2 separate regions of the Homo sapiens genome follow, and region 2 is linked to region 1. Evidence: read pairs that join two places in POLR2A ChIA-PET (ENCODE). Cell type or tissue: Panc1. All regions are shown on one strand. Links, peaks and the distances in the headings refer to the core of each region. The heading gives the core; the rest is flanking DNA. Region 1 has its middle 6.2 kb from the start of COMMD1. Region 2 holds the start of C2orf74 (chromosome 2 open reading frame 74).

Region 1 (5,385 bases), core at 105-5,104:
TAAAGGGTACTCTGACTTGACTTTTTCTTCCTGAAAGCAGAAGCAGAAGATAAAACTCACATATGAAAGGTGTTCTTTTTCCTTTTCTTTTTTTTTTTTTTTTGTTTTTTTTAGACAGTCTTGCTCTGTCGCCCAGGCTGGAGTGCAGTGGCACCATCTTGATCTCGGCTCACTGCAACCTCCGCCTCCCAGGTTCAAGTGATTCTCATGGTTCAGCCTCCCGAGTAGCTGGGATTACAGGTGCCCGCCACCACATCTGGCTAATGTTTGTGTTTTTAGTAGAGATGGGGTTTCACCATATTGGCCAGGCTGGTCTCGAACTCCTGACCTCAAGCAATCCACCCACCTCAGCCTCCCAAAGTGTTGGGATTACAGGCGTGAGCCACTGTGCCCACCTAGAGGATATTCTTAACACCAGAAATAGGGAATCAAGGCCATAAAAAATCTGTATTAAAAAACCTTGTTAAATGAATTCTTATCTTCCTGGTCACTTCTCCATGATTAACTACCCTAGACCAAGTCCATATTTTCACAATTTACTACTCTTTGTCCCACTTAGCATATAATCATATGGCTCAAACTGCTTCTTTGGGTCATTTCCTTATGAAGGCTCCTGTGTCATGTAAAACTTATATTAAACAAATTTGTATGCTTTTCTCTTGTTAAGTTGTGTTTTGTTACAGAGCTCCAGCCAAGAACCCTAAGATGGGAAGGGGAAAGATTTTTCCTTCTCTACACTTCCCAATGGTTAAGTATAAAAATTGGCATTACTTGGGAGGCCGAGGTGGGTGGATCACCTGAGTTCAGGAGTTTGACACCAGCCTGGCCAACATGATGAAATCCCGTCTGTACTAAAAATACAAAAAATTAGCTGGGCGTGGTGGTGCATGCCTGTAATCCCAGTTACTCAGGAGGCTGAGGCAGGAGAATCGCGTGAACCCAGGAGGCGGAGGTTGCAGTGAACCAAGATTGCGCCACTAGACTCCAGCCTGGGCAACAAGAGCAAAACTCTGTCTTTAAAAAAAATATATATATATTGGCCATTACATGTAAACTCTTTATCCCTATGTCCTAGGCCCTGTCTGTTTTTTCAGATTTATTACCCTAGGCTCCTGGTTCCATTCTTGCTATACTATTTACAGAGGACTCAACACCTCACTCTGTTTCATGCCTCCATATATAGGGACGAGTTATTTCATCTGCAGCATATTCTGATATTCACCATTAAGCCTCTCCTGACCTACTCCAGCTGAATTAATGGAATCTTCTTCTACCAGCAAACCTGATAGCTACTTTTAGGTACTAAGTAATAACAACTCAGTCCATTGTATTTTAATAATTTATTTACATGTAATTTTCCCTTACCAGAATGTAAGATTTTAAGGCAGAGACAGTCATTCATTTCTGTATCTCCTGGAGCCAAGAAGAATGGATTGCAAATGCTCTCAACTAATACCTGTTGCTGGGGCATGGTGGCTTACACCTGTAATCACAGCAGTTTGGGAGGTCAAGGTGGGAGGATCACTTGACCTCAGGAGGTGGAGACCAGACTGGGCAACATGGTGGGACTCTGTCTCTAAAACAAGTTTAAAAATCAGCTAGACGGGCTGGCACACATCTGTAGTCCCATCTATGCGGGAGGTTGAGGCAGAAGGATAGCTTGAGCCAGGGAGGTTGGGTTTGCAGTAAGCTGGGATCACGCCACTGCACTGCAGCCTGGATGACAGAGTGAGACCCTGTCTCAAGAAAATAAAATCTGTTGAGTGGCCAGTTGAGCGAAGGGTGAATGTTAATAACAGCAGAATTGGAGAAAGTAGAATGGAGACAGAGGGCAGGTAGAGCTCATTGTAAAACTTTGGGGCCCTTGGGTTTGCACACATTTCAGTTCACGTTTTATATAATATTTTAATGTTTTCAGAGGTGGAAAACCTCATTAAAAAAACACCTATTACTTGCCTGGGACCAGTTGCTTAATGGAACTTAGGATGAAAACCTATTTGGCCACAATAGAAAGGAAACCTGTTTACAAGGAGGGCTTAGTTAGGTATTTATAATTTCCCTTTGCATCAAGGCTTCAGGGTCTTTTTCTTACCGTTTCCTTGCCTTAGACAATTCTTTTAATAGGCCTATACCCAGCTTTGTTATCTACAAAATAGGTTGTTTTGAGAGTTAATAAAATAAAACTTTGTACTTGGATCCTTTTGCTTGAAAGCCATTCTAAAAATGCAGCTGCTACCAAGTTTCAACAGTTACATTGGCAATAGCAGCCCCTGGTGGCACAGGAATTTATGTTATTGCTCACTCTGATATTTTGGAACGTGCTGTAGGCTCAGGCAGGCAGTAATATGTCCAGTGATATGTGGCAGAATATGCTATCCCAAAATATGCCACTTTGGCATAAGGATTATTTTGAGCTAAAGACACATTAAAAAAAATAGGTGCAAGAAGGGACTCTGATTCTTCCCCTTTTCTTCTTTAAAGCAGGAGATAAAACCCCCATATGGAAGATGTCCTCCCTTTACCAGAAGGAAGGCAACATTCTTATTGTCAAGGATGGGAAGTTGAGACTGAGAAAATTCTGTACAAACAGACCTTGTTAAAATAATTTTTATCTTCCTTTAGCCTCCCCACATAGTTTAGTTACTTTTCTGCCATTGCCTGTCTTTGTTCATCCTAATATAAAAGCATTTAAGTGTTCCCACTTTTGTGGGTCTTCATTTACTTATGAGGGCTTCCATGTCATACATTATATTAAATAATATAAACTTATATTAAATAAGTCTGTATGTCTTTCTCCTGTTAACCTGTCTTAATGTTAAGTTTAATTCTCGAGTCCAGCCAAAAAACCCTAAGAGGGCAGAGGTAAAATTTTGCCTCTTCTACACATACATTTGAGTAGGAGTTAAATAATGATAGCAATGTTTTTGGTTGTTCTTGTTGTTTTGTTTGTTTGTTTTTTTGAGGCAGAGTCTTGCTCTGTCGCCCAGGCTGGAGTACAGTGGCGTGATCCCAGCTCACTGCAACCTCAACCTCCCTGGCTCAAGCTATGCTGCCTCAGCCTCCTGCATAGTTGGGACTACAGACGTGTGCCACCCCACCCAGCTAATTTTTGTATTTTTAGTAGAGACAGGGTTTTACTGTGTTGGCTAGGCTGGTCTTGAACTTCTGATCTCAAGTGATCCGCCCACCTTGGTTTCCCAAAGTGCTGGGATCACAGGTGTGAGCCACCGCGCCCAGCCTGTATTTTCACTTGCTTCTAAAAGAGTAATGTATTTCTTGTGAAGGTTAATTAGAGCTGGGAGTACTCAGGAGTTCTTAGTCATGTTAAAAGAAAAACCAAACTCTGTAAAATTTTTTAGATATTTATTCAGGGCCAATGTGACTGATCACAGCCTGGGAAAGACACAAACCCAAGGAACTTTGAGTAAGTGGTCCTGAGGTGGTCAGATTACAATTTTATGCATTTCAGGGAGGCAGGAGTTACAGGCAAAGATGTAAGTCAACACATGGAAGGTGTACATTGGTTCGGTCCAAGAAGTCAGGATATGCTGAAGTGGGGACTTACAAGTTACAGGTGGATTCAGAGATTGTTTAATTTGCAATTGGTTAAAGTCATAAGGCTCTGTCTAAAACTTGGAGTCAGAAGAAAGAAATGTTGAAGATAAGGATGCTATGTCAGAGTTAGCCACAATATTTTGCGTCAAAATGACCTATTCAGCAAGACTGATGGCCTGCAGGCATGACTTAACTCTTGCCTTGCATGGCCTTAGGTCTTTCTATAATTTGGTATCTTATTGCCACAGAGTCTTATGATCCCTATTTTAACATTAATGCCAGTCAGTTGTGTCTAAACTCTAAAAGGGAGGAAGTAGAAGGATGAATGTCTGATCTCTTCCTGTTATGGGTGGAAACACAATTTTCAGGTTTCTCTGGGGTCCCCTTGGCCAAGAGGAGGTCTGTTCACTCAGTGGGAGGCTTAGGATTTTATTTTTAGTTTACAGTCAGGACCCATGGAAAACTAGGGGGTTTATAGAAAGACTTCTGAGGGATAAAGTAGCCAATAGATATTGTAGGCTACATTTGGTGGGTGTTTATATTTTGGGGAGAAAGTGTCTGAGGCTTTTATCAGATTCTGAAAGCATCTAGTAATATCAAAAAGTTTAAGATTCATATTCAGTGGACATGGAAAATAAAAATTTTAAATTAAAACACTTTTATTTTTATTTTTATTTTTGAGACAGTCTTACTCTGTCACCCAGGCTGGAGTGCAGTGGCGTGATCTCGGCTCACTGCAACCTCCACCTCCTGGGTTCAAGCAATTCTCTTGTCTCAGTCTCCTGAGTAGCTGGGATTACAGGCACCTGCCACCGCACCCAGCTAATTTTTGTATCTTTAGTAGAGACAGGGTTTCACCATGTTGGCCATGCTGGTCTTGAACTCCTGACCTCAGGTGATCTGCCTGCCTCGGCCTCCCAAAATGCTGGAATTACAGGTGTGAGCCACTGCGCACGACCAAAACACATTTTTTTAAAAAAAGCAAGGTTCATGGCTTTTCTCTGCAATGTAGAATACACATGTCCTTTAAAGCTTTCATTGAAAGATTTTTATTGCTGGGGGCAGTGGCTCATGCCTGTAATCCCAGCACTTTGGGAGGCCGAGGTGGGTGGATCACCTGAGGCCAGGAGTTCAAGACCAGCCTGGCCAAGATGGTGAAACCTTATCTCCACTAAAAATACAAAAATTAGGTCAGCGTGGTGGTGTGCATATGTAATCCCAGTTACTAGGGAGGCTGACACATGAAAATTGCTTGAATCCAGGAGGTGGAAGTTGCAGTGAGTAGAGATCCTGCCATTGTACTCCAGCCTGGGCAACAGAGTGACACTCTGTCCCCCCACAAAAAATAATTTTATTTTAGGACCTACTACTTATTTAATTTTTTCATTAAATAACTTTTTATTACAACAGTATTACATGTACACTGTAGATATTTAGAAAAATCAGATAAGCAGAAAGCCATCCTCAGTTACTAAGAGATGTACACTATAACTATGTTGGTGAATAAACTTCCAGACTTTTTCTACGTAGGTTGATAGATTTGACTCTATTTTATTTTATTTATTGAGACGGAATCTTGCTCTGTCACCAGGCTGGAGTACAGTGGCATGATTTTGGCTCACTGCAACCTCTGCCTCCTGGGTTCAAGCGATTCTCCTGCCTCAGCCTCCCAAGTAGCTGGACTACAGGCACGCGCCATCACGCCCAGCTAATTTTTGTATTTTTAGTAGAGATGAAGTTTCACCATGTTGGCCAGGATGGTCTCGATCTCTTGACCTCGTGATCCACCCACCTTGGCCTCCCAAAGTTCTGGGATTACAGGCGTGAGCC
Region 2 (5,385 bases), core at 147-5,146, 740 kb before region 1:
TGAAAGACCCTGTCACTTCCCAGCATGCCTGGGACTGGAGCTGGATAGGGCAAGGGGTTGGGATATACATAAGTGACAAGGTGTTTTCTATATCAAGTGAGAACTCAGAAAAAGCACGATTGGAAGTGTCACTGAAACACCAGGGGTTCTGTCTAGGTCTTGCTGCTGGCTGCTCAGAAAGCCAATCACTGAGACAACGAGTATTGCCAGGGAAGAAGGCTTAGGCTTTAATCTGGTGGTGCAGCTGAGGTGAACAGGAGATGAAGGCTCAAATCTGTCTCCCCAGTTGATTAAGATTGAGGGATTTACATAGTGGGGAAGGCGGAAAATCAGGAAGTAGGGAGGGGTAAGGAAGCAGTCAGGATGGGGAGTCTGGTGTCTCATTGTCTGGAGGTAGTGATCTGATGGGTTTCAGTTCCTTGCCTGAAGGTCAGTTTCCTGAGGAAGAAACTCTGATGAGATAGTTTCAAGTTTTAAGACCAGGGGAGAGTCCATTTCTGTGTTTATTCAGCAAACTATACATATTAGTTTTATGGGACAATTGGGCTGATTTCAAAAGGAAGCCCAATGGATGGTGATTGCATAATGGAAGAGAATCCAAGAACCAAGTTTTTTTTTGTTGTTTGTTTGTTTGTTTGTTTGTTTGTTTGTTTTGAGACGGGGTCTCACTCTGTCGCCAGGCTGGAGTGCAGTGGTGCAATCTCAGCTCACTGCAACCTCCACCTCCTGGGTTCAAGCAGTTCTCCTGCCTCAGCCTCCCAAGTAGCTGGGACTACAGATGCGTGCCACCACACCCGGCTAATTTTTTGTATTTTTAGTAGAGATGGGGTTTCACCATGTTAGCCAGGATGGCCTCAATCTCCTGACCTTGTGATCCTCCTGCCTTGGCCTCCCAAAGTGCTGAGATTACAGGCGTGAGCCACCACACCCAGCCTTTTTTTTTTTCTTTTTTCAAGATGGAGTCTCGCTCTGTTGCCTAGGCTGGAGTGCAGTGGCACGATCTCAGCTCACTGCAACCTCTGCCTTCCCAGTTCAAGCAATTCTCCTGCCTCAGCCTCCCAGGTAGCTGGGATTACAGGTATGCACCACCACGCTGGCTAATTTTTGTATTTTTAGTTGAGACGGGGTTTCGCCATGATGGCCAGGCTGGTCTCAAACTCCTGACCTCAAATGATGCGCCCACCTTGGCCTCCCAAAGTGCTGGGATTACAGGCATGAGCCGCCACACCAGGCCAAGAACTAAGTCTTAAAAGGATTGAGAGGTGGGACAGGTAAAGGGCTGAGGTAGGGGTAGAACATTCACAGTGGGGAAACAAATTGAACAAAGGGTGGAGATTGAAATAAAATCTGTATGTGCTGGTGGTTTTGGTTTTGCAATGCCTGCTGTATACCTGGCCACTTTACAGACAAATTCCCTTTTCTTTGTTCCATAAATAATTTTTAAAACTGTGATAAAATATACATAACATAAAATTTACCATTTTAACCATTTTTAAGTGTGCAGTTCAGTGGTATTAAGTATGTTCACATTATTGTGCTACCATCACCACTGTCTGCCTCCAGAACTTTTTCATAATTCTAAATTGAAACTCTACAGCCATTAAACACTGATTTCCCATTTCTTCCTCCCTGCAGTACCTGCTAACCATGATTCTGCTTTCTGTGTCTATGAATTTGACTATTTCAGGTACCTCATATAAGTGGAATCATACAACATGTGACCTATTGTGTCTGGCTTACTTTACTTAGCATAATGCCTTCAAAATTCTTCCAAGTTGTAACATGTATCAGAATGTCATTCCTTTTTTTTTTTTGAGATGAAGTCCTGCTCTTGTTCTCCAGGCTGGAGAGTGCTATGGTGCAATTTTGGCTGACTGCGACCTCCGCCTCCTGGGTTCAAGCAATTCTCCTGCCTTGGCCCCCCAAGTAGCTGGGATTACGGGCACCTGCCCCCACGCCTGGCTAATTTTTGTATTTTTAGTAGAGATGGGGTTTCACCATGTTGGCCAGGCTGGTCTAGAACTCCCCTCAGGTGATCCACCCGCCTCAGCCTCCCAAAGTGCTGGGATTAAATAGGCATGAGCCACTGCGCCCAGCCCGGAATTTCATTCCTTTTAAAGCTGAATAGTATTCCACTGAGTGTATATACCACTTTTTTTTTTTTTCAGATGGAGTCCTACTCTGTCACCCAGGCTGGAGTGCAATGGCACGATCTTGGCTCACTGTAACCTCTGCCTCCCAGGTTCAAGCGATTTTCCTGCCTCAGCCTCCCAAGTAGCTAGGATTACAGGTGTCCGCCACCACGCCCAGCTAGTTTTTGTATTTTTAGTAGAGACCAGGCTGGTCTTGAACTCCTGACCTCAGGTGATCCACCCGCCTCAGCCTCCCAAAGTGCTGGCATTACAGGCGTGAGCCACCATGCCCAGCCACCACATTTTATCTATCCATCCTTCGATGGACATTTTGGGTTTTTCTACCTTTTGGTATTTTGAGTAATTCTGCCATGAGCAAGGGTGTACAAATATCTGTTTGAATCCCTGCTTGCAATTCTTTGTGTATACACCCAGAAATGGAATTACTGCATCATATAGTAATTCTTTACTTAATTTTCTGAGGAACTGCTATACTGTTTTCTACAGTGACTGTACCATTTTACATTCCCACCAACAGTGCACAAGGTTCCAATTTCTCCATATCCTCACCAATACTTTTTTTTCTTTCTAAAATAATAACCCCCCTATTGGGTATGAGGTGGTAACACACTGTGGTTTTGATTTGCACTTCCCTAATGATTAGTGTTGTTGAACATTTTTTTCATGTGCTTATTGATCATTTGTATATCTTCTTTGGAGAAATGTCTTGAAATCCTTTGCCTGTTTCAAAATTGGGTTTGTTGTTGTTGAGTTGTAGGAGTTCTTCATATATTCTGGATATCAGTCCATTAACAGATTATGTGATTTACAAATATTTTCTCACCATTGAATATGATGATAGTTGTAGGATTCTCACATATGGCTTTTATTATGTTGAGGTAGTTTACTTCTATTTCTCATTTGTTGAGTGGTTTTAGCATGAAAGTGTGTTAAATTTTGTCAAGTGCTTTTTCTGCATCAGTAGAGATGATAATATGTTTATTTTTAACCTTCATTCTGTTAATGTGATGTTTTACGTTGGTTGGTTTTTGTGTACTAAACTATCTTTGCATTCCAGGAATAAGTCCCACTTGGTCATGGTGTGTAATCCTTTTAATATGTTGCTGAATTTGGTATCCTAGTACTTTGTTGAAGACTTGTGCATCAATATTCATAAAGGATATTGGTCTATAGCTTTCTTTTTTTGTAGTGGCTTTGGTATCAGGGTAATGCCAGCTCCATAGAATGACTAGTAAGTGTTCCCTCTTCAATTTTTGAAAGGTTTGAGAAAGATTGGTGTTAGTTCTTTGTTAAATGTTTGGTAGAATTCCACAGTGAAGCCTTGAGCTCAGGGCTATAGAGAGGGATTTCATAAGAAGGAAGTATACCAATTGTTCATGGTCTGTGAAAGAAGCAATAAAAGAAACAGGCTCAGATTAGGAAAGGAAAGGTGATGTTTGGAGAGTAGGGAGAAAATCCTTGCTCAAAGAATGGTCAAGACAGTTTCAAATGGCCTCTAACCTGGACCTCTCAGAAGAGGGGGACGAACAGGCAACAGCCTCGTGGTTCTCCAGCCTCCAGGTGATGGACTGGGTTGGACTGGCTCTCTGGTCTCTCTAACTCAAGGGCTCCATGATTCTATGATGTCACTGACGAGAGAAGAATGGGGAGCTGGGCTCAGCTCCAGCTGTTCCGATTCCTCTCTCCTCTGGGTCCTGATAGTTTTTGGGGTGAGGGAGGTGAGCTGCGTGATCACACATGTCCCAGCTCAGTCTCCCCTCTGGCCACCTCAGCCCCCACCACAGTTATGGAGAGAAATTAGCCAGTGTGAGTCAACTCTGCAACAAGCAGAGCATCTTTCATGAAGCTGAACTGACCAAAAGAACAACAAAGAAAACAGCTTTTTATTCCTCTGTTTCTAGAAAACTTAAAGAACAAGAGAACTGCATTCAAATTGAGCTGGAAAAGAATATTTGGACAGTCTGTGATTGTGAGAGTGGATGAGTCTTCTAGCTAAACCTATGAGCTTTGAAACCACAGCAATCACTTTCTTCATCATCCTTCTAATTTGCCTCATTTGCATCCTCCTCTTATTGGTGGTTTTTTTATATAAATGGTATAAATCCATGCTGATAATTGGGATCAGATTTCAAGTCACATTAGCAAATGTGTATAGAAATAATGTAAAACAATTTAAAACAGAACAAGTAATGATACCATAATTATCTACTTTTCCATTTCAGCATTTTAGAAATGCTGATATCCTGTTTAAACGTGAAGTTTCTATACCACACCTTAAAATCAGGGCCATTCTTCCTTTTCTGAATTTGTGGCTTGTTTGTTTTCAGTTTCCAAGGCAGGAAAGGTAAAGAGACAAAGAAAGTGCCTTGTACAGATGCAAACGGAGGTGTAGACTGTGCAGCTGCCAAAGTGGTGACAAGCAATCCAGAGGACCATGAAAGGCGAGTGTGGTGCAGGATGTGGCAGAGGCCATTTTGTGTTTGATAGTGGGGATGAGGATGCATGAATGTTTAAAACTCTACCGATTAATTTTCTAGGATCTTAATGCAAGTCATGAACTTGAATGTGCCGATGAGGCCTGGCATTCTTGTCCAGAGACAGAGTAAGGAAGTGTTGGCCACACCCTTAGAAAACAGAAGGGACATGGAGGCAGAAGAGGAGAACCAAATAAATGAGAAGCAAGAGCCTGAGAATGCTGGAGAAACTGGTCAAGAAGAGGTGATGTGTTTTTCTACTCTCAAAGAGCAGTTTAGAATTTGTTTGATTGAAAATAAGGTACATTCCTCAGCTAGGTATAATAATAGGAGATGGAGGACCGGGCGGGTGGCTCACGCCTGTAATCCCAGCATTTTGGGAGGCCAAGGAGGGCGGATCACGAGGGCACATCGAGACCAGCCTGGCCAACATGGTGAAACCCCGTCTCTACTAAAAATACAAAAATTAGCTGGGCGTGGTGGCACCCGCCTGTAATCCCAGCTACTTGGGAGGCTGAGGCAGGAGAATCGCTTGAACCCGGGAGTCAGAGGTTGCAGTGAGCCAAGATCGCCACTGCACTCCAGCCTGGTGACAGAGGGAGACTCCATCTCAAAAAAAAATAATAATAATAATAAATAATAATAATAATAGGAGATGGAGTTGCATATAACTTAGGTTTGTAAGTAGAATGAGTCCAATGCCCACAGTCATTTAAGCCATTCTGGTTGCTTATCAGTTCGTGTTACTAAACCATTAC

Evidence for each region. Peaks named below come from ENCODE experiments on the same cell type or tissue, not always from the same donor. Only the 100,000 strongest peaks of a DNase experiment are listed, where the experiment ranks them.
Region 2: POLR2A ChIA-PET joins it to region 1 with 5 read pairs; 5 of 35 experiments call an interaction of 5 or more read pairs at or near these places.

The regions. Positions count from the first base shown.
Region 1 is chr2:61,896,733-61,902,117 of GRCh38, forward strand. It overlaps a transcript of COMMD1 not described here. Among named protein-coding and RNA genes, the nearest start is that of COMMD1, 6.2 kb to the right of the region's middle. In Panc1, for the core only: no CTCF peak of the experiment used is centred there; a DNase peak (open chromatin) is centred at 2,273.
Region 2 is chr2:61,158,362-61,163,746 of GRCh38, forward strand. It overlaps C2orf74 (chromosome 2 open reading frame 74), which reads left to right and starts at 3,827. Exons shown (of 5, transcript NM_001143959.4): 1 at 3,827-3,959; 2 at 4,055-4,248; 3 at 4,481-4,594; 4 at 4,691-4,871. The coding sequence starts at 4,154. All of the region lies in intron 1 of C2orf74-AS1 (C2orf74 antisense RNA 1), which reads right to left. In Panc1, for the core only: no CTCF peak of the experiment used is centred there; no DNase peak of the experiment used is centred there.